Linked DNA regions of Homo sapiens: regions 2 and 3 are each linked to region 1. Evidence: chromatin loops called from intact Hi-C (ENCODE). Cell type or tissue: Calu3. All regions are shown on one strand. Each heading gives the region's core, and the rest is flanking DNA. Links, peaks and the distances in the headings are about the cores only.

Region 1 (10,341 bases), core at 1,234-9,233:
TAGGATGATTTTAAGACTGAAAAGGAGATGCAGGAGTAAAGATTGTATGGTAGTATATGTAAGTAATAGTAAAGCAAGAGTACAAGTTAATATTTTGATAGTAAAATGGACAGGAAAATGCAGATATAAAAATGTGAAGATAGAAACCAGAAGATAAATAAAGGAGTTGGGTGGGTTGAAGGAAGAAAAGGGGCAAGACTCTGACAATTGCTGATGTGGAAGAGAATAGTAGAAGGTTCCTAGCCTGGGTGCTTAGGATAATGGAGGCTTTAATTATCTATTAGTAACTCCACTACCACTGCTCCCTAACAGTCAGAGATTTGGTTGACTTGGGACAAAGCTGAAAATATGGCCAAACAAAACTTGCTATGAGAGAGTGTGATACACTAGAAAAATTGTGGGCTTTGGAGTTGGACCGACTTGATTAAAATCCCAGCCTCACTACAAATTTTATATGCTTACTGAATATCGAGATTCTAAATAAAGAAAATAATGTCTCATTTCATGAATATAATGGTTAGTGATACAACAAATGTAGTACTAACACAAGTACCTGGCCCATTATAGGCTCTATATAAAGAGTAACAGTCAATCTTAGTAGTACTTTATTTGTTATAGTTTTCCTAATGTATTTATTTAAAAAGGAGGGAAAAGTTTAATTAAGCAGTAATAATTTGTTTAATGAGTTCAATTCAAAGTAAGAGAAAAGTATTGCTTCCGTTGTTTAGGTCAAAAGATCTTTGCAAATGTAGGTGTAACTACTAGTAGATATTTAGCTATAAAATATAGGTCTTATTGTTCACAGATACACTCTCCTGAAAAATGTAGTTTCATCATAACATCTGATTTTTAAATTCATGGTAAATACATTTTAATTAGGGTCCATTTCATCCTTACTTCTTGTTAGTTTTATATTGTCAGTAATTTATCAGTGTGTGTGTGGATTGGAGGGTATTAAAAAAATAAAATGTCTATTCTTTAGTAATGATGGAGATGGCAGTGGCAGGTAGAGTGCTATTTAGGTGTCAGGTTTAAGATATCTTTGACCCTGATATCATGGAAAACAAATTCAACAAACATCCATTGAGCTCCCAATGTGTTATAAACTTCAGGTGAAAAGAGGGTTTATTAACATGAGAAAGACTTGCCTTGTGCCCTGATGGAATATAAAATATTTTTTTTCTTGTATAGCCAAGTATAATACATGATCAGTGCTCTAATGAGCATTCTCATACAAGTAGAATAATGAATTCTGCTGGACAGGGAAAAGGGTAGGGAAATTTTCCAGACAAGATAGTACTTGAGCTAAGCCTTGCAGGTTGAGTAGGATTATTCTAGTGGAATTTAGGGAAACGATGTGCAAGGAGAATAGTCTCTTAGTTTGAATGAAAGGTAGAGGTCAATTAGTGGGATGCCAGAAAACTTGACAAGGTGAGAAAATCATTTTCTGTGACTTGCTATTTTACTAACCTGATTGATTTTGTTAATACCTAAAAAGAGAAATGATTCATGTTAATTATATTCACAGATACAAATAAGTAGCAAAAATATCAACTTATTATTTTACTATAAATACAGTTGGACCAGAAGACTCAAGCATAGCCTGTGGAATAGAAGGATACATTATTATAAGTAAATTAGTTGATTGGTAGCCATTTTCTGATTTTACCTGCAATCTGGATTAGATTCCCTATTCAACTCTCTCTTAGTACCCTATGCTGGCTAATCATCTTCATTTTCTATCCAGATTTAATTCTCATATACTACCTCATTACCCTGCTCAAGTTTATCAGAAACAAAGCAGTTTCATATAGTTAGAGCAGAAGATAGGTGAATTGGAAATAGTAAAAAAGATAACAGAAAACAACTCCACATAAAGAAAGAAAAATCATTCAAAAGAAGACATTTATGCAGCCAACAGACACATGAAAAAATGCTCATCATCACTGGTCATCAGAGAAATGCAAATCAAAACCACAATGAGATACCATCTCACACCAGTTAGAATGGCGATCATTAAAAAGTCAGGAAACAACAGATGCTGGAGAGGATGTGGAGAAATAGGAACATTTTTACAGTGTTGGTGGGAATGTAAACTAGTTCAACCATTGTGGAAGACAGTGTGGCAATTCCTCAAGGACCTAGAACTAGAAATACCATTTGATTCAGCCATCCCATTACTGGGTATATACCCAAAGGATTATAAATTGTGCTACTATAAAGGCACATGCACATGTATGTTTATTGTGGCACTATTCACAATAGCAAAAACTTGGAACCAACCCAAATGTCCATCAATGATAGACTGGATTAAGAAAATGTGACACATATACCCCACGGAATACTATGCAGCCATAAAAATGATGAGTTCATGTCCTTTGCAGGGACATGGATGAACCTGGAAACCATCATTCTGAACAAACTATCACAAGCACAGAAAACCAAACACCCCATGTTCTCACTCATAGGTGGTAATTGAACAATGAGAACACTTGGACACAGGGCGGGGAACATCACACACGGGGGCCTGTCGTGGGATGAGGGGCAGGGGGAGGGATAGCATCAGGAGAAATACCTAATGTAAATGACGAGTTAATGGGTGCAGTAAACCAGCATGGCACATGTATACCTATGTAACAAACCTGCACGTTGTGCACATGTACCCTAGAACTTAAAGTAAAATTAAAAAAAAGAAAGAAAGAAAAATCAATCATACAAACATCAGGGTTCCCCCTCCCAACCCCCTGGGGTTTTTGAGCCATGGCTTTTGACAAGTAGGTGTTCTTTGTTAGTTAATTTGGCCAGTTTTGGGGTTGTTCCTTTTGATTACTTATCTAGTTCTTAGCTTATTATTCTCTTTCTAAAATTTTAAAGATGTGGAAAATTACTAGCAAACTGCATGAAACTTATTAGCTGGAAATAGTGCAAATGGTAGAATTGGATTCAAAGAAGCTGCTATGATATTTCTCAGTTTCAGATGGGTCCCAGATGACTAATCTTTGTTGATGGACAAACCAAGTGGAGAGGGGTCTTCAGACATAATTGATCCTATAGACTGAAGCACGCTATGGAAGTCAGGGCCTATCTTACCTAAGGTGGAAGCAGAGGTTTTTGAAGTCAGTAGGTCAATGCTGAAAATATTTTTGGAGGAAATTGGGCAAAGTGAAGACGGCAAATCTGAACTTGTACTATCCACCTAGGGGTCTATGTGAACAGTGAGATCACAAGTAGTGAGCCAAAATAGATGAGATAAGGAGGCCATAGAACCACAAAATGGGTAAATGGGATTTGGTCTGCACTGATTCCAGAGAGGAAAAGACATACCTGCAGCAGCCTTTATTCATTATAAAGGTGGAGATAAATCAGCTTCATTTAGTAAGGCGGGAAAGAGACAAACTTCTCCCCGTATATATTAACCCTAACCATGACATATAATGACATTTTCTTTAAAAGCGTTTAAATAAATTTTTTATCTTTAATGCATGACACACTATTGGATATCATCTGGAAATATTGAGAGCTATAACTTTTTGTTATCAAAAAAGCACTAGAGCACTTTTTTTGTGCTCTATAAGCAAGCACTGTGAAGCTGCTTTTCCAGGGAGTCTTTTTTATCAGAGTCTTAGAACGAACATGCCCTGCAGTATAGATTCTTTCTTTCACCAGTTGTGTCTGGGGGAAAGAGATGAAAACTACCAGTGTGCTCTCTGCTCCTCTAATTAACATACACCTCCTTTCTAGAAATTCAGGGATTTCTTTGGAAAGAGAAATTTTTTTTTTTTTTTTTTTTTTTTTTTTTTTTTTTTTTTTTTTTTTTTTTTGAGACGGAGTCTCGCTCTGTGGCCCAGGCGGGAGTGCAATGGCGCAATCTTGGCTCACTGCAAGCTCTGCCTCCCGGGTTCACGCCATTCTCCTGCCTCAGCCTCCCAAGTAGCTGGGACTACAGGCGCCCGCCACCACACCCGGCTAATTTTTTGTATTTTTAGTAGAGACGGGGGTTTCACCGTGTTAGCCAGGATAGTCTCGATCTCCTGACCTCGTGATCCGCCCGCCTTGGCCTCCCAAAGTGCTGGGATTACAGGCGTGAGCCACCGTGCCCAGCCCGAAAAATGTTTATTATAAATCTATCCTTCCTAAAAAAGACATTACTGGCTTTTTTTTTTTTCAAAGAGAGATTTATAATATGCCAGGTTGAATTTAGGGGAAAAAAATAAAAACAAATAAGAGTTGAATGTTGGGCTACAGAAAGCAGATATTCCAGAAGATTTAGTGAAATTATATTCTTTGAAAATATTGTAAGAGAGTTAGGAGAGTGAGTTCAGTATTTAATTAAAGGCAAAAACAAGATCCTGTGTTTGAAAAACAAGATATACTAAATGAACATGTCAATCTTTAAAGACATGAATTGATTCTCATGGAATTTGGGTACATTTAAACAATGCACCTTCTTCATTACAGTGCTATAAGGTATTTGGATTTACACTGCAAATTTGGAATTCAACCTGATTTCATTTTCTTCCCTAAATCTCAACATATATATTACATTATTTGGTATGCCTTTAATCTTAAATTTACAAAGAAATTATTATCAACACAGGTGTTCTGAGTCTGGAGTGGAAATATTTAAACAGATTTGATTTTTAAAGTGGTCTGATACTCATTTTTTAAAAATGTACATTTTTATATTTGGGGTTTGTTATAAACTTTGCCTTTTTAAATAATGCAAAAATGCTCTAGGTTATTCACTGTCTTTTCAATTTTGTTCTCCTTTGGAAAAAAGGAGGAAGTAGTTACTACTTAAGGACAAGTAGCAATTTCAGACGCGCGCACGCACACACACACACACACACACACACATCACACACACAGAAATCCACAACAGCACTCATGGAATTTAGGACTGATTAATTTACATATTATTTAAGCATATTTTCTGACTTCAAACTCCTGGTTCTAATAACTAAGCATTTACATTTACAATATTAGCTTCTATGAGAAGAGAGCGTTCTCCCTCTTCCCCTTTAATTCCACCTTAAAACATCTGCAAAAGCGCAAGGAGACCAGCCCACATTTTAGCCCCTCCTACTCAGGATAAGACTTTCTCTAAGTCCGGAGCTGAAAAAGGATCCTGACTGAAAGCTAGAGGCATTGAGGAGCCTGAAGATTCTCAGGTAACTCTGGGAACTGTAAGCAATATATTTATTCTTCCTCTGCTCCACTTCTCTCTCCCACCCTCCTTAGCTTTTACTTGGTAGTTTACTTGGAAGGAAGAAAGGACGGAGGGGAAACCTCGCTGCTTTAAAAAGTCAGCATGTCCTCTGCCTTTTGAAGTGAAACACAGATTAGGGACCTCAATTTTCTTCAAACCCACGCAGATTTGCCTTCCTGGATCTAAATGCACTGTGGAGTCAAAGATTAAGGTGTTTCTTTGGGTTGGAATCCCAGAAAGTTAGCATTCAAAACGGCGGTGAGGTGGCGCTTATTAGCGTTCCACGTGATGACACCCAATGGTTACTGATCCCCAAACTTGAGCAGCAGCATGCTGTGCTGTTTGACAGCCCTAGCGATCTTTAGCGAGAGACTTTGTTGACTCACTTAACTTTTAATTTCTAAAAATTGGTCATTTTTGTTACTTATGGGACGCTTTCCTGGCTAGTCAATATTTTGCAGAATTATGCGAAAGAAAGAGGATTATTGAAAAATTAACTGTAAACGGACTGGTGTTCTGATGATCCACCCTTCCCCTAAGTTACTTGGCTTGCCAAGAGAAAAAAAAAATCTCAAAACTAGATACTAGAAAAGATTTGATCAAATTACATAGTTAAATTTTGAGTGTGGATATTTCAGTAATTTTGTTTCCAAAAAAAACAGAAAAAAAAGGTATTTGATTTTAAAGTATCAGTGGATGAATGTATCTGTCTCCTACAATTTATAATCATTTTAGTCTTAAAAATAAATTCACCTCCAAAACCAGAACAAGAAATACTCCTCATATGGGTTGATGATGTCAGCATTTATTCAGCTAAGGCAGATGGAGAGTATTAGAGGCGTACTGTCTGAATGGGTGTCAATTCTAAAGTTATATTTGCCAATATAATTTGAGTTCAAAGAAGATTTGTATTTTTGTTTCTCTTTGTTGTTTAAATTTAGAATTGTGGCTCAAGGGATATTTGTAGAGGACTGTAGTGAAACAAGCTCTGTTAAGAATTTTAAAGTTACATTCTACAGGTTCCTACACCTTGCCAATCAAGTTAGAGGTTGGGATAAGAAACAGGTATTTACTTCTTTCATTAGCTCCGGAAGAGTTAAATTTTAAATTAAGCAATAATTGTGAAATGCATAGAGAAGTGTTTAATGTGCATTTGCTCAAAGGAGTTTTACAAACTTCCCTTAGGGGAAGCATATTTTTTGAGATAAGACATTGCATCTTTTTAACATATTTTTAAAAAGTAAGTTATTCTGGCTGGGCGCAGTGGCTCATGCCCGTAATACCAGCACTTTGGGAGGCCGAGGCGGGTGGATCACTTGAGGGCAGGAGTTCGAGACCAGCCTGGCCAACGTGGTGAAACCCCATCTCTACTAAAAATAGAAAAACTAGCCGGACGTGGTGGCAGGTGCCTGTAATCCCAGCTACTTGGGAGGCTGAGGCATGAGAATCGCTTGAACCCAGGAGGTGGAGGTTGCAGTGAGCCAAGATCGCGCCATTGCACTCCTGCCTGAGCGAAAACAGCGAAGCTCTGTCTCAAAAAAAAAAAAAAAAAAAAAAAAGTAAGTTATTCTGAAGTGTTTTGCATTTTTGCATTTACATTTAATTAGGAAAAGAAAAATTATTAAATAGATTTTTAGCAACTGAAAATGTTCATTCCATAGAGGTTATTTGGCTTATGTTTTTAACCCATTATCTTTTCTAGTGCTGGTACTTAGAAAGCAGTCATAAAATCGAATCATCTACATATTAAAATTATGTTCCAGGAATAAAAAAGAGGAAGACAGAATTAGTTGTGGTTCCCATTCATCTTGTTTGCTTTTATTTACCATCAGTTTTTTCCTCCTTCTTGCTCCAGATTGTATAGCTTGCTTGCTTGCTTGCTTGCTTTCTTTCTTTCTTTCTTTCTTTCTTTCTTTCTTTCTTTCTTTCTTTCTTTCTTTCTTTCTTTTTCTTTCTTTCTTACTTTTTCTTTCTTTTCTTTTTCTTTCTTTTGTTTTTGTTCCATCAAAGACACTTTTATAATCTTGTGACAGGTATGGACCCCTCCCTAGAATAATGCACATTATGCCATTCCAACACACACAAATTTAAAAACACCTTTAAGAAGTTCACAAATCCCCAAAGACAATTCATATTACATGAAAATGCAGTATTTCTTAAAACTTTGGAGTTTTCTGATAATATAAAATGATTAATTATAAAATCATTTTACTTATAAGTAAGGAACTAACAGTGGATATTGTAGCACCCACATAGTCATTTATTCATTGGTATTCTAGAACTCCAAGCAACTTGGTATAATGGAAAAAACTGCTTGCCTGAAACCAGGTGACCTAGGTTCTAGACTCAACCCCAATAATAATTAACTGTACAATATTACGCTTGACATTTTTCTGTAACATCTGTTGCTTTTATTGCCGAATGCAGTAAGTGAAACATAATAAGAAAATCAGATGCAAGTTATTTTTTATTGGATTGTGGGGTGTCTATATTTACTACTTTTATTCCAAAATTCCTAATGACATTTCCCAGAATGATTAGTTTTTATAACACTATTGTTTATTATAAAGATAAATCACACTCACTGCTTAAAATTTCATTAAATATAGAAAATTGCAAGGAAGAAAAAGAAAATATTACCTATTATTTCCCCCAAGGTACTTTTAAAATGTAATTCAATCATTAATTCAATCAACAAATATCTATTGAGTACCCAGTATGCATCAGCAAAGAGACAGACAAGAAGTTCATGTATATACATGTTTATATGTCTAGATATGTTTCTATACATACATGTAGTTTTACAAAATTGTGATCACACTGTTCATGCTGTTTTGTAACATGCTTCTCCCTCATTCATGAGATGCATTGTTAAAACATGTTTTTTTTAATAATCATGCATTACTTTGTATTCACATATTTAACAAATATTATTAAGTCCCTACTGTGTGTAATGCAAGTAATGGCAATCTATCCATGAGCAAAAGAGTATGGTTCTTACTATATGAAATTTTTCATCTGTATATAGGCTGTACTGGCCAATTATATCTTGTTGGATATTTAGATAGATTAGTTTTCCACTATTATAAATAATTGTTGGATATTTAGATTTATAATAGTTTTCCACTATTATAAATAATATTTCATCTAGGACCTTTTTTATATATGTTAGTATACATTTTTGTTTATTTCCTTATGGTAGATTCTTAAAGTTTATTTTCTAGGTTCTAAAAAAAATTTTATTACTTACAAGTTGTGAGATGATAATCCAATTACTTTATCTCCTTAAAATGTTGTCTTCTCAATTGTAAAATAGAAATAATAATAGTTGGGTATTTTGAGGATTCTTTAAAATATTTAGCGAAATCTCATGGAATGCTAGTGATTATTTTTGACATTTTGCTCTTGAGGAATATGGTATTCATTTATGAGCAATATAAAAGAGTAGAGTTTTCTATGTCAATACTGGGTGCCATCATCAAACAGAGCAAATGACAACAAATCCAACAACTTGGATAATTGATATACGAAAATAGTATCTTGTTTAAATTTACATTTCTTTGTTGAACAAAGTTGAGCAATTTTCATAGTGGCCACTTATATGTCTATGTTTGTGAATTGTCTCTTTCAATGTGATTTAAAAAATTTTTCTCTTTCAATTTCAAATATGATAGATATTAACGGATATAACTTACATAATCATAGCACTTTTGGGGTCCTCAGTAATTTTGAAGAATATTAAGAGTCTTAACAATATAGATGAAATTTTGAACTGGAAGTAGAAATTCTATAAACAATGTTTTTCTCATTTTTGGAGGGTTATTTTTAGTGTTTCCTGAAACCTTTCCCTTAAAAATGGGTGAGAATACATAGAAAAATGAGAGCAAATTATTTTTTATTCTCATAGACTAATAGTTTACAAATGATGGGAAACCTGGAGGGTTCAGAGATGATGGCCAAAACCCAGCACCAGAGACATCCTGGCCTGAATCATGTAAAGAAGATATTGTTAGGACTAAGGGTGGCGTGATGACTGTTCAAGTTTTGTAAGGCTGGGTGCAGTGGCTTACACCTGTAATCCCAACACTTTGGCAGGCTTGAGCCCAAGAGTTTGAGACCAGCCTGGTCAACATAGTGAGATTAATTAAAATCTTATTAAAAATTTTGAAAAAATCAGCTGGATATGGTGGCATGCACCTGTAATCCAGCAATTTGGGAGGCTGAGGCAGGGGGATCATTTGAACACAGGAGTTTGAGGCTGCAGTGAGCTTTGACCACACACCGCACTCATGCCTGGGTGATAGAGCAAGATTTTGTTTCTTATTAAAAAGAAAAGTTTTGTGAGGAAAATAATATTATTGGTTGTGAACAACCAATTTAGAGAAAATGAATTTCAGTTCTGGCCAACTCTTTGTCTTCTACCCCTTGACTATTAGGGCAATAAATAGTTGGGGGAACCAAAAGGTTGGTTCTGGAGTTCTTTCCAAAGAAGACAGTAAATAGAGCAGAGGTTATTCTGGTCCTCTGATACCATTACCTGCCTGTTAATAAAGGATGCATTACATGTATTTGCTACTTTTGCTATGTGATTCTAAGTTTTTTGATTCTTTTTGTGATTCTTAGTGCAAATCTTACAACACACCTTGAAAATACAGTTTACCTTTCCTTATACAAAAAATGAAATAAGCATAAACAACTCAATGCTCACCATAAGCAGATTTGTAAAGCTACCCTACCAGTCTAATCACTTATTAAATGAATTCAAATGAGCTTAGAGAAACTCAGCAGACACCTGACGCTGAAAGTTATCAGTGTCAGAGTTTAGCCATCACTCTCCATTAAAGATAATAGACCAAATTGGCTCTCATTTTTCTTCCCACTCCTTTTTTGGCACATGCAGTTGTGAATCAACTGCTTCCTTTTCCCCAATCTTCCTCTTCATTTGCTTGACTTCTGGAGTCTTCAGGAAAAAAATCGGTATTTTAGGTAACAGTGTGCTTTGAATTAGTAAACAAATGTCATTAATATGTATTCTTCTACAGTACAGAAAACTCATGTATTTATGATACTCAGCTTATACTTGCTTAGGTTTTTGTTTTGTTATTTAATTTACAAGCTGTTTTCTCACTATC
Region 2 (10,341 bases), core at 1,396-9,395, 85 kb after region 1:
CTCTGCCTCCCAGGTTCACGCCATTCTCCTGCCTCAGCCTCCCGAGTAGCTGGGACTACAGGCGCCAGCCACCACGCCCGGCTAATTTTTTTCTATTTTTAGTAGAGACGGGGTTTCACCGTGTTAGCTAGGATGGTCTCGATTTCCTGACCTCGTGATCCGCCTGCCTCGGCCTCCCAAAGTGCTGGGATTACAGGCATGAGCCACCGCGCCCGGCCTTTAATTTCTTATAGTGTTTAGAAGATACCTAACCTAATATGTCATTATAAAGAATAGTAATAGAAAAGAGTGTAGCCCAAGATTAGACTTAAAAGTGTTCATTTGGCTGGGCGTGGTGGCTCATGCCTGTAATCCCAGCACTTTGGGAGGCTGAAGTGGGTTGATTACCCGAGGTCAGGAGTTCCAGACCAGGTTGACCAACATGGAGAAACCCTGTCTCTACTAAAAATACAAAATTAGCCAGGTGTATTGGTGCGTGCCTGTAATCCCAGCTACTTGGGAGGCCGAGGCAGGAGAATCGCTGGAACCCAGGAGGCGGAGGTTGTGGTGAGCTGAGATTGTGCCATTGCACTCCAGCCTGGGCAACAGGAGCGAAACTCCGTCTCAAAAAAAAAAAAAAAAAAAAAGTTAACTCACTGTCTTACTCTTTTCCCCCGTTACATGATTTCCAAAATCATATTTAATAATTGTATAACCCAATACTTTTATATACAGTTCAACAACCGTTTCTTTAAATGATCTTTAAAAAGTTTTTGGTTACTTCCCTTAAGATAGGTTTCCAGAAGTAGAATTATTAGGCCAAAAGGAATCTATGTTCTAATTATTTTTGAACATTCCATATTGCTAATATGCCAAATTTGAATACTGCTTAATTGCTTTTTAACAAACTTATATTCCCAAAATGGATGCATGAGAATATTAGTGTTATTTTTCCTTTCTAGGACTAGAAAATAAGTATTTAAAATATTTTAATATCAATTATTTTAATAACAGTATCATTTAAATTCACTAGTGAAATTAAACTTTTTTGTTATTAATTCTGCTTTCTCTTTTGTGAGGTACCTATATTTGTCCTTTGGGAAGTAGTAATTAAACTATTATTTGTAATGGTCAAATATAGCCATAAAGAACATAGCTCAGAGGCTTGGTCTCTTTCTGTATTTTACAAGGAAAAAATATACTGAACTAACAGAAATGAGATTTAAAATTGATTTACAATTAAGGTAAGGATTTTTATGAATGGTAAAGAGACAAATATTTTATTGGTGATAATTCTTGACTTCTGCTTTTTGGATTTATTCACACTCCAACATAGGCTGACAGATTTTTAAAAAGTATTTTTAAATTCAGTAGTTGGTATTTAGACTTCAGTATTAAGATATGTCTTATATGTTGCATGGTGAAAGTACATCACATGTTTACTCTGTGATCCTAACCTCTCAGGGCATTAGTTTTCTAATTTATAAAGCTGCAATATATAATAATATATTGTATAATAATATGTAGTGATACTCCCATCGTTCTTGCAATGATTCATACGTAATACCTAATGTGACTTCTGGCATAGTGTAGAGAAATTGCTACTGCCTTCATTAGCAAGATAAAGTATATATAATTTAAGGGTTCTAAAGTCCTCTAGTGGTAAACTCATTTATGGTTATCTCAAGTTCTGTGATTAGAAGTTCCTTTCTTTGTTAGAGGGGGGCATCCATTAGACAAGGCAATTAATTAAGACAATATTTCTGCAAGTATGTTCCTCAGAATGCTGGCTCTTTGGGATGTTAGAAAGTAATTATGATGGTGGAATAGTGAAGGGTGGAGAGATAAGGGAAGGAATTCTTGGTCAAGTAAGTTTGGGATATCCTGTGCCAAACAAATATAAACAGGGTTCTTTACTGAAGCCCTTCCAAGTCTTTGTTATAATATTCAACTTATCAGAGGCTGTTTGTTTGCTCGTTTATTTTATCTAAAGCATTGGAAAGTCCTTTTTCTCTGAAAACATGCTGTGGAAAATGCTGCTTTAAGATAGCCATCATTTTATCCTCTTATTTTAGGTCCCTTCTTAGGAAATGGCTTGAGGGAAGCAGTCAGCATATATCAGTGTAGCTCCTAGGGACCTGGAAAAGCTACCTGGATGGAAAACCAGACCACTGGGAGCACTGGCTCATGACTTTATCTGTTTGGTATTACAGCTCATGCCCAGACCTACGATTTAGTATGGCTCTGTGTGATCAGGAGAAGACTTTCAGACAACAGAGAAAAGAACACATAAGGGAGAGCATGAAGAAACTCTTGGGTCCAAAGAATAGTGAAGGATTGCATTCTGCACGTGATGTGAGTTGGAAATTTTTCAAGTGTTACTATACTTTAATAATAATTTAGCTTGGACAATTTCCCCAATAATTTTACCCAAATATGGCAATATTGAGATTGAGCATTATTCCTTTAGTTTTTTAAGGTAAGGTAAGTGATTTGTAAATGAAAACTCTTTGAGGAAGGTCATCACAAATGGTGCCCTAGCTGGTAATATTTATCAGCTATAGTTTTTAGTTTTATTTTTACTTTATATTTTAGAGCAGTGTTAAGTTCACAATAAAATTGAGCCAAAAGCACAGAGAGTTCCAATATGCTTCTTCTCCCTGCACAACCTCCCAAGTTTAGTCAGGTTCTCCAGAGAAACAGAACCAAAAGATATACACAGTAGATATGAGGAGATTTATTATGAAGTTTGGCTCACATGATTATGGAGGCCAAGCAGTCCCACGATATGCTTTCTGCAAGCTGAAGAACCAGGAAAGCCCGTGGTGCAATTTAGTCCAAGACAAAGGTGCACCAGTGGAGTAACTCCCAGTCAGAGGCTGGGCAGTTGGAGGGGGAGGTGGGAGTCTTGAAGTCTGAAAGTAGGAGAACCCGGAGCAACAATGTCTAAAGGCAGGAGAAAAGGGATGTCTCAGTTCAAGGACAGAGAGACAATTGCCCACCTTCCACCTTTCTGTTCTCCTCAGGCCCTCCAAGGATGGAATGATGTGCGCACCCATTGGCAAGGGTGGGTCTTTACTCAGTGTGCTGATTCACTTGTTTTTCTTTGGAAAACACCCTCATTAGCACCCCCAGAAAGAATGTTTTTCTAGTGATCTGAGTATCCTTTAGTCTGGTCAGGCTAATAAAGAAAATTAACCATTATACTCCCTAACTATCAACATCCCACACCAGAGTGGTACATTTGTTACAATCAGTGAACCCACATTGACACATCATTATCATCCAAGTCCATAGTTTACGCTAGGCTCACTGTTGGTGGTCTACATTTTATGGGGTTTGGACAAATGTGTAATGACATGCATCCACCATTATAGTATCATACACAGTAGTTCACTGTCCTAGAAATCCTCTGTGCTCCACCTATCATCTCTCCTCCCTACCCCTGCACCACTGATACTTTTACTGTCTCCATAGCTTTGCCTTTTGTTAGTTTGCCTAATGTAGTATAGTTGGAATCATACAGTATGTAGCCTTTCCAGATAGGCTTCTTTCACTTAGTAATACGAATATAAGTTTCCTCCATGTCTTTTCATGGTTTGGATAGCACATTTCATTTTAGTACTAAATAATATTCCATTGTCTGGATGTACCACATTTTATTTACTTATTCATATATATGTATATTTATATATACATATATATACATATATATGTATATATATACATAAGTATATATATATGTATACTTATATATATATGTATATATATATATACATATATATGTATCTAATATAAGTGTATGTATGTATTTGTATATAATATATATATAAGGCATACTTACGCATAAAGGAGTGTTGATTTTATCAATAGGAAAAGTTTAGCCTCAAATATAAAAGGATTAAAATTACTTAATTTAAATGTAGGCTAAAATTAAACTGTGGAAATCATCATTATCGAACAAGAAGAAAATGCCATAAATCTTGTTAATGATAATGGAATTAATAAATGCAGGCAAATGTGATGGGGAGAAAAAAGAAAATATTCCAAATTCTTTATATTTTGTAGTAGAGTTAAACAATATTTAAAATTGACCAAATTGAAGGATCGTACTTTCAATATTTGTTTATAATATATTTGTATTCTATATTTCTCTATAATTAGGATTATAAAAATCATTAAGTTGAAGAAATGATTTATAATCCTAATTATGGAGAAATACTGGAATATAAATATAAACAAATATTGAAAGTAAAATCCTTCAATTATAGTTTTTTTCTTTCCTTAAATTCCAGTAAAATGTAATATCCTTTATTACTCAATCATATATCTTAAAATCTACTTTTTGGCTATCTATCCATTCATTTATTTCATCTATGTATCCATCAATCACCTATCTAATCTGCTTATCTATTTCTCTCTTTATATATCTGTCCATCTTTCTATCTGAAATCTACAAAGATTAATTGCCACAATGATGCTCATCAAATGATAATGAAGTTTCTTGTTAGTGACGTATCAGGTAATTATTTACTTATTTATTTAGTTGAGCTTTCTTGTTAATTGAATATGTCAAATGAATATAATTTATTTTCATAAAAATAATATTTTAAATACATAAGTAAACATATATGTGCATAGTCTTGTACACTCTTGAATTATTTCTCGTAGGAATTAATTTCATTAAGTTTTTCATAAAATAATTTCATAAATAAATTAATTTCTTGGAATTCATTCTTGTAGGAATTTGAGATTATTGCAAATTAAGGGCAGGATACAGTTGGAAATGAGACATAAATTCTGAGTAAGGGAGCCAAATGATCACCCCTGTCCCACATGTGGTTGCAGATTTGCAAATATGTTTTAGGTGGGGGTAGGGTTCAAAAGCCAACCTACTGATGCTATAGTGACTTGTGTTGTTATGGGAGCAGACTCTAAGATGAGATGCTGCTTAAGGGGAATTTTTGCTTAAAGGAAACTAAGGAAACCTTCATTAAAGTTTATTTTAAAAAGAGAGGCTTCTCTTCAATCCTGCATCTTTTGTTTTGTTTTGTTTTTTTGTGTTTTTTTTTTGAGACAGGGTTTTGCTTTGTTGCCCAGGCAGGAGTGCAGTAGCACAATCATAGCTCACTGCATCATCAAACTCCTGGGCTTAAGTGATCCTCTTGCCTCAGTCTCCTAAGTAGCCAGGACTATGCGTGCATGCCACTACACCCAGAAAATTTATATATATATGTTTTTTTCTTTCTAGAGATGGGGATCTTGCTATATTGCCCAGGTTGGTCTCAAACTCCTGAGCTCAAGCAACACTTCCACCTCTGCCTGCCAAAGTGCTAGTGTAGCAGGACAAGCCACAGACAAAAACCCCTCAGACACCGAGTTAAAGAAGGAAGGGGTTTGTTTGGCCGGGAGCATCGGCAAGACTCCTGTCTCAAGAGCCGAGCTCCCTGAGTGAGTAATTCCTATCCCTTTTAAGGGCTCACAACTCTAAGGGGGTCAGCTTGAGAGGGTCGTGATCATTTGAGCAAGCAGGGGGTACATGACTGGGGGCTGCATGCACCAGTAATTAGAACAGAACAGAATAGGACAGGGATTTTCACAGTGCTTTTCTATGCAATATCTGTAATCTATAGATAACATAACTGATTAGGTCAGGGGTTGATGTTTAACTACCAGGCCCAGGGTGTGGTGCTGGGCTGTCTGCTTGTGGATTTCATTTCTGCCTTTTAGTTTTTACTTCTTCTTTCTTTGGAGGTAGAAATTGGGCATAAGACAATATGAGGGGTGGTCTCCTCCCTTATATCCTCCCCATTTGAGACTCTCACTCAATAGTGGGAGTTCTCACTTTCATTTTTACTACCCATGTCTTCTTGCAAGACGGATCAATAGTGATTCATATAGTACACTTGTGCTGAAGCATTTTGGTGAACTAAAGTAGCGATGAAGCTTTTTATCATTTGAAGAAGTACAGGTAGCAAACAAGGGAGCAGTAAGCAGGTTCCTATTACTATTATAACTCTTATTATAAGAGTTTTAAATCCTCCTAGTGCTGGGAACCATTTTCCAAACATGGCCCCAGGATCAAATCCATGCCACACTTGCACGGGCATGTGTGCCAGTTTTGTCATATCTCTAACTATGTCTTCAACTACTTGCCCTTGATCATCTATGTGTAGACAGCAATTAGTAAGGTTAAATTTCCCACAGACCCCTCCTTCAGCTGCTAGCAAGTAGTCAAGGGCCAATCTATTTTGACAGATAGCATTTCTCATCTGAGTTTCTTGCCGGGCCAGAATAGTCAAGGCTCTGCCGGTTTTATTAGTGATTATTTCTAAGACAGCTTGTAACTGTATGATTCGGTTGATCATGTAAATGGGGGTCCAGTATCCCCACGAGCCAACTTGTGCCCAAGTAGCAGGCCCATAATATTGTATGATTCTCTCAGGGGGCCATTCATTATCTTTCTAATTTTTTATAGCTATGCTTCTCTTTTCACGGAAAGCATAGACAGGGAAGCCCAGGAATTTGCCTGTTTTTATGGGCAGTAGGAAGAAAGATGGTTTAATAGTTTCAATAACACAACTACCTGCCCACTGGTAGTTGTATTATTGGAAGCTGTATGCCCACATATCCAGTATAATGCCGTGGGGGCTGTCCAGTCCCAGTGGGACTCCGGGTGGGTCCACACGATTTGCAGCTTTGGAAATTTACTAAATGGATTCCTCTCTGTGTGATTTGAGCTCCACCAAGTGACTGTTTTTGTGGTACCATTATACAGTTTCTGTCCCAGACAACTAAGTCATCCTACGGGGTGAGTGAATTTTTTTCCTTCTCTAGCTATGCAATATTGTCCAGTAATTGAGGGTTTTAGGACCCAGAAATTATCAGGGTAATTCTTTTGAGCCAGGAATTCATCAGGAACTGGGTCTACAGGTACTAATTCTCGGGCTTTCCATGGCCATTGATATCCTGTTACGGTTCCTCCACAGACATAACATGAAGTGACATTGAGAGGCTGGGCTACACACTCGGCTAGTTGCAAAAACAAATTTCTTGTTTTTCCTGGAATTTCTGGTACTGGCACATTTAGTTCATCATAGAAAGTTTGAAACACTGGCTCAGGAGAGCGTTCGTAAACTTCTCCTCCTCGAACCAAGATATTTACTCGAGGATCCAGTCTGGCCCTGTCGATTCCTAAGGTCACACGCTCCCCTTTTTTCCAGTGAGGATTAAGGGGATTGGTTATCACTAGCTCTAAGGGGTTACATTGTCCCTTAGTACAGGAAGGGTCATTCTTTCCTTTCTGAAGGTGGACTGGATCCTTTTCATTTTTTTATCCAAGTGGCCCAAATGACACAAGACCAGTATCCACATTCATTTCCACACAGTCCTAATTCATGACAAATGTACTTATTTTTGGTCATATAGCCTTTTTCCCAACTAAAATGGCCACATCCCCTTCCTAGCTTATTGCTATTAATGATAGCACAGGCATCAAATTTCAAGATTATGCGTTTGGGCACCCCTTTTTCTTCTGTTCTGGCTAATACTTTACTTGTATCATTTATGAGTCCCCACCAGTCTTCAGTCCTTAATCTTATTTCAAAAACAGTGGACATGGGAGGCTCAGAGGGGTCATAACACACATCTGGTCTGTCGTTTCCTGGGCTACATACCTGTACTGAGTGTCATTATATAAACATGTTCCTTTTAAAGTTCCTAGGCATTCATAGTAACTATAGAACAGAATAATTGTTTTAACTTGTTGCCCTACCTCGGTAACCTGATGTATACACTGAGAGCAGTCCTCCATGCAGGGAAAATCAGTGGAAGTGTCTACTATACAAGTCCAAATTATAAGGAAAATGAATCCCATGATAATTTTCCTCATGCTTCGGCTGTGCATAGACCAGTCAGCTTCTGGGTGTGACTGGAGCAGGGCTTGTCGTCCTCCTCAGAGTCACTTTGCAGGGGTTGTCCGGGCTCGGTTTTGCCTTCCAGGTTTCAGCGGCTGCAGGTTTCACACGGCTGTGGTGGATCCAGGGTGGGATTCCTTCTACCTTTACAGCTGTGGGGGTGTTCAGGATGATGGTCTGAGGTCCTTTCCACCGTGGCCGCAAAGGGGCTACATTCCAGTCCTTGATTCATACGCGATCACCTGGAGAGAAAGGGTGAACTGGGGAGAATAAGCTGATGGGACACCTCTCATTTACCCAAGTTGAGATTGTTTGTGTAATTTTTCCTAAAGCCTGTAGCTGTCGCTGTAATTCAATTCACCTAACTCTTGGGAAGTGCCTGGAAGCTCTCCTAGTATAGGAGGAGGCCTATGATACAGTATTTCTTAAGGGGAGTATCCTGTTTTCTTAGAAGGAGTGCATCTAATTTTAAACAATACCATAGGAAGGGCCTGTATCCACTTTAATCCTGTTTCCTGACATACTTTCCCTAAACTATTTTTGATAGTCCGATTCATTCGCTCCACCTTTCCGGAACTCTGAGGTCAGTAGGCGGTATGTAGCTTCCAAGTGATTCCTAATGCCTTTGCTGTCTTCCGTACCAAGTGAGCCACAAATGCCGGCCCGTTATCTGAGCTGATTCATAAGGGCAGTCCAAACCTAGGAATAAGATCTTGGAGAAGCACATGGGTTACCTTGTAGGGCTTTTCAGTTCGTGTTGGATAAGCCTCCACCCACCCAGAGTAAGTACACGTAAGAACCAGCAAATACTTGTTACCTCCACATTTTGGCATTTCTGTGAAATCCACCTGAAGATCCTCAAAAGGAGCTGCTCCATAAGCTTGTATGTGGGGCGAAACAGTGGGGCTTTGCCTCGCATTGTGCTGTCGGCATGTAATGCACAGTTGTGCTACTGCTTTGGCAAAGGCTGGCAAGTGTGAGACGTAGAAGTACCGGCCTAACAATTCTTCAAGTGACTCTTGCCCTAGGTGAGTGGTTTCGTGCATGGCCAATACGACTGTGGCTCCCAGCAACTGCAGCACAGCTACCCTCCCATCTGGCAGTCTGATTCATCCTCCTTTTATTACTTGCCCCCTGTCTGGGTGGAAGAAGTCTTTTTCTTCCTTAGAATAGGTATGTACCAGGTCAGGTGTTTGAGGGAGTAAGGGGGCTGCTATCGATGCCCAGTAAGGGGTAGATGCTGCTTTTTGAGCTTCTGAATCAGGTCGAGAGTTTCTTAAGGCCACTGAGGTGGAGGCTCGCTGGTGTCCCCTGCAGTGCATGACTGCCACCTTCTGAGGTTTCCACACTGCCTCTAATAATTGTAGAATTTACTGTTGATATTTTATGTCCTTTCCCCCAGAGTTTAACAGGCCCTTTTCCTTATATAATGCTCCATGCACTTGGAGGGTTAGAGAGGCATATCCAGAGTCAGTGTAGATGTTTACAGTCTTACCTTCACTGAGTTCTACAGCCCGAGTTAAAGCAATGAGCTCAGCCTTCTGGGCTGAAGTGCCCTGTAGCCACAGTTTGGCTTTAATGACAGCATCCAAAGTTACCACCGCATATCCTGCACATCTTTCTCCTTGTGAGTTGATGAAGCTGCTCCCGTCCATGTATAACTCCCAGTCTACTGATGATGCCCATGGCTGGTCCCGAAGGTCAGGTCTGCTAGAATAGACTGAGTCCAACACCTCTACACAGTTATGCTCGCCCGGGCTCTCTGATACTGGGAGCAGGGTGGTGGGATTTAGGGTGTTACAGACTTCAATAGTTATGTGGGGATTTTCACATGGCAAGCTTTGGTACTTGGTTAATCTAGCATTTGTTAGCCAATGATGTCCTTCGGTAGTCATCAAAGTTACCACAGCATGGGGGGCCTTTATATTCAGGTTTTGCCCAAGGGTTAGTTTATCTGCTTCTTGTGCTAACAGGGCTGTTGCTGCCAGGGTCCTTAGACATAGTGGCCAGCCTTTGGAAACCCATCTAGTTGTTTTGAGAGATAGGCCACTGGCCTTGGCCAGGGCCCCACAGTCTGGGTTAAAACTCCAACTGCCATTTTTTCTCTTTCTGACACATAGAGTGTAAAGGGCTTTGTCAAATCTGGTAGTCCTAGGGCTGGGGCCGACATAAGTTTTTCCTTTAACTTACAAAAGGCTTGCTGTTGTAGAGGCCCCCATTCAAAAGGCTCCCAATCGCCCCTCTTTGTAACCCCGTACAAAGGTTTGGCTAAAACTGCAAAGTTTGGAATCCATAATCTGCAAAACCCCACAGCTCCTAGGAATTCCCCTACTTGCCTTCTGGTTCCAGGTTCCGGTAGGCTACAGATGACCTGCTTTCTTTCTGACCCCAGGCTGCGCTCCCCTTTCCGAATAGTGAATCCCAGGTAGCGTACCTGCTGTCTGCA
Region 3 (10,341 bases), core at 1,633-9,632, 150 kb after region 1:
GATTTTATTAAGGTAATTAAATAGCAAATAATTTCCTATTTTTGAGACTGAAATATGGATACTGCCTTTCACAAAATATTAGAGCATAAATGCTGGGCAAAAAATTAGAACTATTGACTTTATTTCACATTTGCAGAAAATTCTAGCACTTCGTGTAGTTAAATGTCATATTTTGTCAAGAAGATACAGAAAGATGGAGATCATGTCTTTTGATAAAAGCAACCACAATTTATGTTGTTGTATCTGTGTTGTAACTGGCCTTGAAAGTTAATGACATCAGTGTGACACTAATTTATTTAGATTAGTTAGCACACACCTAGTAGTAGTCCAATATAAAGAGTTCATTATTCTAAATATTATTACTATTAATTTATCTAACAAAAGCAGCTTTGTGTTTCATTTTGTCAAGTTTCTTTTTGTTAACCATTTAATATCTTAGATGTATAATATGAAAATTTAGTGTACCATTAGAGCTCATCCAAAGACAATCAGTGAGATTGATTGTTGGTCATGAAAATAAGCCAAAGTCTTCATACTCAAGCATGCAAAATTAAGAGGCTGTGAATTTAGGGGAAAATGAAGGGACTTTGGGTTTTGTCGGGGAGCAAGAAAGCAAGGAATATAGAAGAATTCAGAGTTTACTACTTGAAATTATTTTCCCCTTTATCTTACTAACTTTTAGGGAGAGTGATAGATTTTAGTTATTATGCCATAAATTAAGTTATATTGTGTTGCCATACGTTGGACATAAATCTGGCTCAGTTTTTCAGTGCTCATTTAAATGCTTAATGACAAGAAGCCAGAACAACGGGTTAATTCTCTTAAAAATTATTCAAGGAAAGAGAGAAAGAGGAAATGAGGGAAGGAGAGAAGGAAGAAAGAAGAAAGGAAAATCTGAAATGAGGCAGTCTTCACAAATGATGGAAGTAATGTATCTAAATTAAACTGATCTGCCTACATTTCATTTAGGGTCAGAATTCCATTTAAACCCACTAAAAACGGAAAAAGTATCTGTATTTTTCCACAATCACCTGATTTATTTGTTGAAACGAGGGCATGACCTGTTTTAGAATCTCCACATATTATTCACTTATAATGCTTAGGTTGGCCCACATCACAGCCAAATCAGTCCAAGCATTAGCTTTGTGGGCACCAATCCACAATGGCTGGTGAAGGAAAGTGCACAGCATTTAATGTAGTACTTCCAGTTTTATCTCTTGTACTAGTTTCCTGGAACTTCTGTAACAAATTACCCCAAACATGGTGACTTACAACAACAGAAATATATTCTCTCACAGTTTCGGAGGGCAGAAGTTGAAATTAAGGCATCAACAGGGATGTCCTCTCTCTAAAGCCTCCACAGTAGACTCCTTCCTTGCCTTTTCCAGCTTTTGGTGGTTCCAGGCATTGCTCGCCTTGTGGTTGCATCTCTCCAATCTCTGCCTTCATTTTTGTATGGCCTTTTCTTTTGTGTGCATGTCTTCTCTTGTATCTCATATAAGAATAATTGTCATTGAATTTAGGGCCCACCTACGTAATCCAAGATGATCTAATCTCAAAATCCTTAATTAAATTACATTTGCAAAGAGTCTTTCCCCAAATAAGGTCATATTCACAGGGCCGAGGGATTAGGAAATGGTATTTTATATGGAGCCACCATTCAACCCACTACACTCATATTGGTCACTCACATTGAGAATCAGATGTTTTGTGATGATATTACATTAAGTTGACATTAATTTCCCTTTACGTATTTTGTGAGTTTATGGTAACATCCCTGTGAATAACTAACCAGAATTAAAAAGTGCTCTGTAAACTCTATACAACATTAGATATAGAAAATTATTTTCATGCCTATTGCATTATAAAGCTCTTGAAGCCTAATACTAGCATGCCTTTTATTAAAAGTAAGAGAGACTATAACTGTAAAATAATTAATTCTAACTTGTAGTTTCTATCTGTTGTATTTTATATTACTTGCTTCAATAATTTTTTAAGATTCTGGAGGTTTACCTACATGCTTATATGCCATCCTTCTCCCTAATCTTCTCCCTAATCTTAAAAATAGGTTTTATGTAATGAGAAACATTGTAGAATAGAAAGCACATATTCTTGGTTTGCATAGAGACAAAAGAAATCTGACTTCCTCTAATGACAAGTCAATTTATTATTTTATGTATATATGTATGTGTGTTCGTATTTTAATAAATAAATGTGTTGTTTCATATATTTAAAATATATATTTATATTTTTTTACATGTAAATGAATGAAATGGCATATATATGCTATCATACTGTGTTTTGAATATATTTCTGTTATTTACAAATAACATTTATTTACAATATTCATTTCTATGGTATTTATTTGTCATTCCTCTCCTTCAAGTCTTCTTAGTGGTGTTTCAGTACTCAAAAATGAGGGCATCCAGCCTGGCCAATATGGTGAAACCCCTTCTCTACTAAAAATACAAAAATTAGCCAGGTGTGGTGGCACACACCTGTAGTCACAGCTACTCAGGAGGCTGAGGCAGGAGAATCGATTGAACCTGGGAGGCAGAGGTTGCAATGAGCCAAGATCAGGCCACAGCACTCCAGCCTGGGCAGCAGAGTGAGACTCTGTCAAACAAAACACCAAAATGAGCACAGACATCTTACGAAGTATCTCTTTGAAGGATACTGTCAAATTTTTATCCCACAGAAAGTCAGTTTAGTTAATACTATGTAAGTTTATCTTAAGTTAGTCTATGGAAGTGTGAAGTATCTGAGGTGTCAAACAATAACCAAAATGGATAGCTATCATAGAACACAATTCCGGCATATCGCTGTAATTTGTGGAGCAGCAATTTTTTTGTTCACTGAAATCTTTTAAAATACTTTCTAAAAACTATTGCACTTTACTCATAGTCTGTGTCATTGTTTCTCAGCTTTTACAGAGAGAAACCAGACATCAGAGAGGAAATGGTTTATCCATGCTATAATCACTGTATTTGCAATCATCTGTTTTTAATCTTTTCCACATCAGGATCACATAAGGAAAGGGAAAGTTTCCATCTCTTCCTGATTCTAGCGTGAAGTGAACCATCTAAAAATAGCCTCACTGTTACCTCATGTATTTCCCTTTTCATTTTACCCCAAAATCCACACATCACTGGTCATACCCTTGAGTCATGTTTGTAAACACTAGAAAGCTCTTTCTTTTCTTTGCCCTCACGCAATTGCTCCACAATGTGAACTTTTGGTTTATTTTGATGTTGAATAATCACGAGTGAATAATTGTGAACAGTGCTGGACAAGAAATAACAAGCTGATTAATTTAGCTGAATAGAGGGAAAAAAAGAAGAGATTGGTGATAAAAGCTTTCTCAAGTTTCAAACAAGAAATTATTTACATACATATGGGATTTTCAGTGAAATGTAATTGTATTTATCATAATAGTTTATGAAGCAAATGCTTTCATATACATTAAATCCTTTGTTCTCCTAGATTTTTATTCATAAGTGGTGTTGAGAGAGTTGATCAACATAAAATTCATGACATTCCAGAAGCAAAAAGAGCAGTGAAAGTTCAATGAAAAGTGTATTTTTCTCTGAATGTAAGCCTGTATGATAAAGTACTTGTTTTCTTCTAATGTAAACTACTGAGGTCTTTATACATTTTATCATTTAATCCTCTCAGCAATCCTATGAGAAAGGCGATGGTATTAGCTTTATTTTACAGAGGTAGAAAAATGAATTGCTGAGAAATAAGAAACAGATGAAATAGAGATGAGATGGGATTGGGAGCCTGCTATGTCAGGGATAGTGAATAATCTAGTCTGTGTTTGTTCGTTCCTCATTATCTCTGCGTTGCCTGTAGGGGAGTATCACTGTACACTGCAGCCACCAAAAATAATTTGTTTCTTGTTGAGCTGTGGTGTCTAATTAGTTTGTCTCAGGTCATCCAGCTAGCAAGTTTTAGGGTGTCTGTCTTAGAGCTGGGCCTTTCACGCTGCACAACCCAGGCCCACAATCGTGCAGCACCTTCCTGCCTTTATCATACTTTTCTATAATATCTATTTATCTTTTCTGTTGATTTATAAACTCCAAATCTTCAAGGACAGCCTATCTCTTATGCTTAGAACATAACTCACTGATAATTGTTGGCTGAATTAACAAATACTCTGAGGAAATTGTCCAGGTGTACTGCAAAGTCTCACCTTGTATTTTTTCCTGGCATTTATCACAGTTTTAAGCACAAAGGGTTATTTGATTGCTATCTCTCGCCCAACAGGCTATAAATCCCATAACAACAAAAACCATGAATGTTTTACTCACTGTTATGTCCCCACTTCTAACATGGAACCTAGTCGACCACTATTGATTGCTGTGGAATGGATCAACGAGATGACAAGAGTAGTTAAAAAGAACTTAAGATTCTAGTGACAGTATCCCCAAAACTTCCCCTTTCCAGGAATTTTCCTCTCTAATGTTCTTATCTCTCTTCCCTTTCTTTATCCTCTTTTGTTTTCCTTACTTTTTTCCTTCCATCTCTTTTCTTCTCTTTACTGGCATTTATTTATTAAACATTTGCATAGCACTTAATATGTAGTAAGCACTGTTTTAAGCACTGTAAAGTATTAATTTATTTAATTCTAATAGCAACCCTATGAGATAGGTATTATTTATATCATCCACATTTTAAATCTGAGATGGAAACATTGACTTAAGAAACATGTCCAAGGCCATGGAGCTTGCATTTGGACTCAGGCATCTGGTCCCAGAATCTGTGCTTCTCCCACTATGATATTCTGCTTCTTATTTATTCTGCTCTCCCTGAAGATGCACATAATGGAAATGAGGTCTCTTCACTGCATCTCTCCATATTGATTTATGTTCTCCAGTTTAAATTTAATTTTGGGGGTGCTTACCCCAGTGAGTTAGCCTGCTTTGGTGCAGAGACAAACCAACCTCGAATCTCCGTAGCTGACTGCGAACACGTATTTCTTGGCCACTTACATGCCAGCAGTCATAAATCACCCGTGGAGGCTCTGTTCTATTTCTCTTCTCATTCTGGCGGGAATGTATAACCAGCTTACCAGGAAGGGAGCTAATACATGGAAACCATCATACAATTTGCCACGACCATTAACTAAGCCCTTGGTACATCTGTACAGTCCTCTCTTGGCCGTTACATGTAATAGCAATGCTCTGAGGCCAAAGGTTCAACTTCTGTTCACAAAAAGAAGACAAAAAGCTGATTCAGAGTAACTCAAATATTTTTGTATACATAAAATGAATGAAGTTTTGGCTGGTACTTTTTAACACTTTGGTGGAGATGATACAGGTAAAAATCCAGTAACAGGATTCTTCTCTGCATCATCAGATTCCTTTTTTACTCCTAAGGGTTAAAAAAACTTTCACATGGTTATAAATTCTCTGAACCCATAATTTTTTTTCTCTAGCAGCTTCTTCAACATAATTTTGCTCAGTTCAGTTTATCAATAATTTTTCAAATGCCTGCTGTGGAGCTAGCCTTGTGCCAAGAATTAACATAACAATAGTGAGTTTGTTTTCAATTTCTTTGAAATTAATGAACTTCCTGAGAACAGGGTCGTGATTCATCCTAGCAAGGAGTACATTGCTGGCACACAGTAGACACCTAGTGAACACTGAATTATGGTCAGACCAACTGAATCAATGAAAACTGAAAATTTCCAAATTCATCTTTCCATCTTTCCCATAGGAACTTCTACTTGCAGAAAAGTGGGCTAAAATGAACAAGCTCCCCTTTCCAAAGATTGATCCTTATGTGTTTGATCGGGAAGGGCTGAAGGAGTGCTATGTCTTTAAACCCAAGAATCCTGATATGGAGAAAGATTGCCCAACCATCATCCACTTTGTTCTGGCCAACATCAACTTCAGAAAGTACAGGGCTCCAGGTAAGTAGGGAGTAAGCTGTATTCCATAAAATAGAAATTAAGTAGGGGACGAAACTGACATTAAACTGTTTCACTCTGTCACTGCTGTACCAGCTATTACACTATTGAATGCTTCCCTTACCTTGATAAATAGATACTATTCTGAGACCTCAAGTACTTCTCCTCTTTCTTACCCCAAGATCCCCTGACTTGCTCACAGTTCAGAAACTGCAAAGTCAACAACCAGTTTAGCAAAAATCTCTGGGACTTTACTTCAATACTTTGAATTATGTTTGTTCTGATTGATTTTTAATCAAATATTTTGACTATCACCCTTGTAAGAAAGCCCTTATTTCAGAAAAATCATGCAAATTTCTGGGAATTTTACGTGACTACAAGATTAACGTAATCTAGCAGTACACAATGGCTAGCAGTTTCAGTTTGCCATGTTGTATTTCACAGAAAACAAGAATCAAGTTTGAGGCATAGTCTTTTTTGTTTTGTTTTATTTTTTTAACCATATCCAGAGGGGTCTCTCGACTCTTGTGTATCCTGGAAAATGTTGATTAACCAAAGGAGATCTAAAGATTTACATGCAGGGTGCTTAAGGCTCCAAAAACCATATTTTAGGACCAGAAAATGTGTTTTCCATTTTATAAATGGAAAGACACAAAAAATAGGGAGGATGAGTAATGGGAATATGCTGAGAAAAATGGTGTTTTTCTAGATTTCTCAGGAAGACAAAGAAAGAATTGATAGGAGTGAAGATTATTGTGAAGCATATAGTTCAGCATAGGAGAAGGTGGAAATCTGACATTTTTAGTTATCAGACACTAGAGCACATGAAACCCAGTGAATTTTCTATCACTGTGAATTCTCAAGGAGAGGCTCACTGAGCAGTTGGCATGTGTAGGGGATTTCCATGGCATAAAGACAGCCACATAATGTTTTAGTTTGGGTTCTCCCAGAAACTAATTCTGAGAAAAGGACTCAAGTGCAAATAGTTTATTTAGATGAGCTGGGGAACACTCTAGTTTATTAGTAAGGAAATGGGGAAGTGGTAAAGGGAAGGAAGGCAGACAACAAAGTTGCATTAGCAAGCCGGCTACCACAATGGGAACTTGATCCGCTGGGAAAGACTACAAAATGGAATAGACCTGTGTCCCACAATCATGCTTCCCACACGCACACCAAAAGGCAGGGGAATGGAGTATTTAGATTCTAACTCCCTAGAGTCTTTGGTTGACCACTGCCTGGGGAACAGTGTTATTTAACAGAATTTCCAGCCTGCTGTGAGTGGGTCAAGCAGGCTTCTACAGTTGCAGGGCAGGATAGAAAGCCCTCCGGCACACAGATGTCAGATATTGGCAGTTGGATGTCATCTGGCCAGAACACACAGACACGATAAAAGTCAGAGATGCTACAGAGTACCTGGCTCTGTGGGGACTCCCACTGCTGTCTTTATGTCTGTATGTTTTATTCCTTGGGTTTTAGAGATATTTTGTAGTTTTCAAAATAACACCCTTTGTGACTCTTCTGGTATTTAGGTGTTCCAAGGGAAACTGAGGAAGAGAAAGAAATCGCTGACTTTGATATTTTTGATGACCCAGAATCACCATTTTCAACCTTCAATTTTCAATATCCAAATCAAGCATTCAAAAGACTACATGATCTTATGCACTTCAATACTCTGAACAACATTGATGTAAGTATCTCCTATGGCCATTGACTATGTCAAATGACTTCCATACCGTATAAATACACCAATACCTCTTTTCAATTAAAAATAAAAAAATAAGTGTTATGAATGACACCACCCAAAATATGCCACTTTACTTTTCATGAAATATTTTGCTAATCTTCAGAAGAACCCTACAAAACTGACAAATAAGGAAACTCATTTTATGCTATTATTTTATTGAATGATTGGTTAATACTCAGTTTCTTTCCCGAAGTATCTATGTATTTATTATATGATATAACAAATTATAAGTAAGGAAGAAAAGTGATGAAAAGGAAATATGAGTAAAGGAAATATGAGTATGAAAGTGAATGGAACCAGAAGTGTAGTTAATCTGCAAAAATATAACATGAATTTTAATAAATACATTTATGATTTTACATATTTTCTTTTTGTGAATTTGAGAGCAGCATCACAAAACGTAACAGCATTTCCTTTTTTTTTTTTTTTTTTTTTTGAGATGGAGTCTCGCTCTGTCGCCCAGGCTGGAGTGCAGTGGCGCAATGTCGGCTCACTGCAAGCTCCGCCTCCCAGGTTCACGCCATTCTCCTGCCTCAGCCTCCCGAGTAGCTGGGACTACAGGCGCCTGCCACCACGCCCGGCTAATTTTTTTGTGTTTGTAGTGAAGACGGGGTTTCACCGTGTTAGTCTCCATCTCCTGACCTCGTTACCCGCCCGCCTCGGCCTTCCTAAGTGCTGGGATTACAGGCGTGAGCCACCGCACCCGGCCAGCCTTTCCAATTTTTAGCCTTTGAGATGTCAAGTATGCTTTGCTTTAGAAACAAATCATTGTCTTCAGTATCAATCCTTCCTATCATTAGTGTATCTTCTGCTAAGATTCTGTGTCTAGGTGAAATTCTTTCATTTTTAACTTACCATATAGGAACACTATTCTGTAACTGAAATCATTGACTTGTGGTTCCAAATCATAGTGTCTGACAAATGATTATCAGTTGTAAAAGCTTAAGTTCAGTGGCCTAATTGGATTTTGTACATTAGAAAAACAGAAAAAAAGAAATTAAATGGAGAAGGAAAGGCATCATGTCTGATTTACCAGTCTTTTTGGTGACTGTGTAAATGGCGCAAAGGAATTCAGAATATGTGAATGAGTGTTCTGTTTATATGGGCTCTAATTAGATTTTGTGAGCTAATAGAACTCCACACATCTAGTTTGCTTGCTTGTTTCGTTTGGCCTGAGACTAGTAATATCAACTGTATGCAATCATCACAGTTGCACCATAATATATTTGTTAATTAATATCTTTAATTTTTGTAAATGTGTAAAATTTTCCCCAATAAGCCTTGATTCTTACAACTCTAAAATTCTTTTTTTCAGCCTTCATTTACAAATAGATGATAATTCATCTAAAAATGCTTATCAAAATATATAGCATATGTCATTTTCTCCATAGATTTGTTTCCTTTTTAGAAAAAATATTTCAAGCAGTGGACATCTGAAATCCACGTGATACATTATCTCTATGGTGATGGCAAAAATTGAAAGGTTAAGAGAAAAAATGATTAATCTCTGATTTGTAGGGAGTGAACATAAATTCTCAAAATAGAGTTAGTTGCATTTTATAAAACCTCATGCTACTAAAACAGAGGTAAGAATTAATATCACAGTCACCCTAGTTTTCCAGTATGAGCCAATAAACTCAAAACTACACATTCCTTGGGATGAATTGTATTAAATTTGATAAGTCTTTCTCAAATGGAAAAAACAGATTGTAGGAATATACAAATACCATGTTGGACTTGGGAGTAGATATACATATGTGTATCTTAACCAAATACATTTGTCTTGCTGTTCTAGTTTATATAAAGTCTGCTAAACAATTTGCAATAAGGAATGATACAGTTTTATTTATATATTTTACAAACATTCTTCAAAGTAGTTTGTTTGACACATAGATGTAAAAGTTAGTGCCTGAACAAAAATAGACTGAATCCCAGAACAACTGTCCCGACCTATACACCTCATCAAATGTTGATTCTTCAGAAACCATTAATTTAGCAGTTTTAAAAATATGTTTTCACTTTTTATTGTTATAAAATATACAAAATATAAAATTTATCATTTTAACCATTTTTAAGTGTACAGTTTAGTGGCATTAAGTACATTGCATTATCGTGCAACCAACCCCACCATCTATCTCCAGAACATTTTACATCCTCCCAAACTAAAACTCTGTAACCATTAACTAGTAAGTCCCCATTTCCCCTGCATTTTTAGTAACAATACCATCAGGTTTTTATAAGAAGATTGATAAATTCATTAAAAAATAATATGAAAGTGAAAAGGACCAAAGTAGGCTAACTCATCTTGAAGAAAGAAAGCGAAGTTAGAAGACTTACTTTACCAAATAGAAAGACAGCAAGATAACATTAAGAAAACATGACATTGTCCAAGGACAGACAGTAGCACTAAATAAAATCGTCCTTGAATAAATTGTGACTATCTGTAATAAAAAAAGTGATCAGATGATTATTCACAAAGGAAAAAATTAAATGTACCTCTTTCACATTATCAACAAAGCCAATATCAGATAGACTGTAGATCTGAGTATAAAAGTAAACAAAGCTTCTAGAATACAACACAGGGGAGTATCTTTATGACTTTGACCCTGGGAAATATTCTTTAAACTTGACGCTAAAAGCATTAGCCATAAAGGGCAATCTTTCCTGTATCTCCAAGTCCTTT

What was found. Hi-C counts contacts between places; a loop is a spot of excess contacts. Peaks named below come from ENCODE experiments on the same cell type or tissue, not always from the same donor. Only the 100,000 strongest peaks of a DNase experiment are listed, where the experiment ranks them.
Region 2: a loop joins it to region 1, with 2.8 times the contacts of the local background. A loop is called at or near these places in 3 of 110 quality-filtered maps.
Region 3: a loop joins it to region 1, with 2.4 times the contacts of the local background. A loop is called at or near these places in 8 of 110 quality-filtered maps.

The regions. Positions count from the first base shown.
Region 1 is chr1:186,823,865-186,834,205 of GRCh38, forward strand. It overlaps PLA2G4A (phospholipase A2 group IVA), which reads left to right and starts at 5,085. Exons shown (of 18, transcript NM_024420.3): 1 at 5,085-5,171. In Calu3, for the core only: no CTCF peak of the experiment used is centred there; DNase peaks (open chromatin) are centred at 5,067 and 5,427.
Region 2 is chr1:186,909,056-186,919,396 of GRCh38, forward strand. It overlaps PLA2G4A (phospholipase A2 group IVA), which reads left to right. Exons shown (of 18, transcript NM_024420.3): 7 at 2,193-2,334. Among named protein-coding and RNA genes, the nearest start is that of PLA2G4A, 85 kb to the left of the region's middle. In Calu3, for the core only: CTCF peaks have their summits at 7,967 and 8,244; a DNase peak (open chromatin) is centred at 5,642.
Region 3 is chr1:186,971,872-186,982,212 of GRCh38, forward strand. It overlaps PLA2G4A (phospholipase A2 group IVA), which reads left to right. Exons shown (of 18, transcript NM_024420.3): 16 at 5,722-5,917; 17 at 7,444-7,601. Among named protein-coding and RNA genes, the nearest start is that of LINC01036, 120 kb to the right of the region's middle. In Calu3, for the core only: no CTCF peak of the experiment used is centred there; no DNase peak of the experiment used is centred there.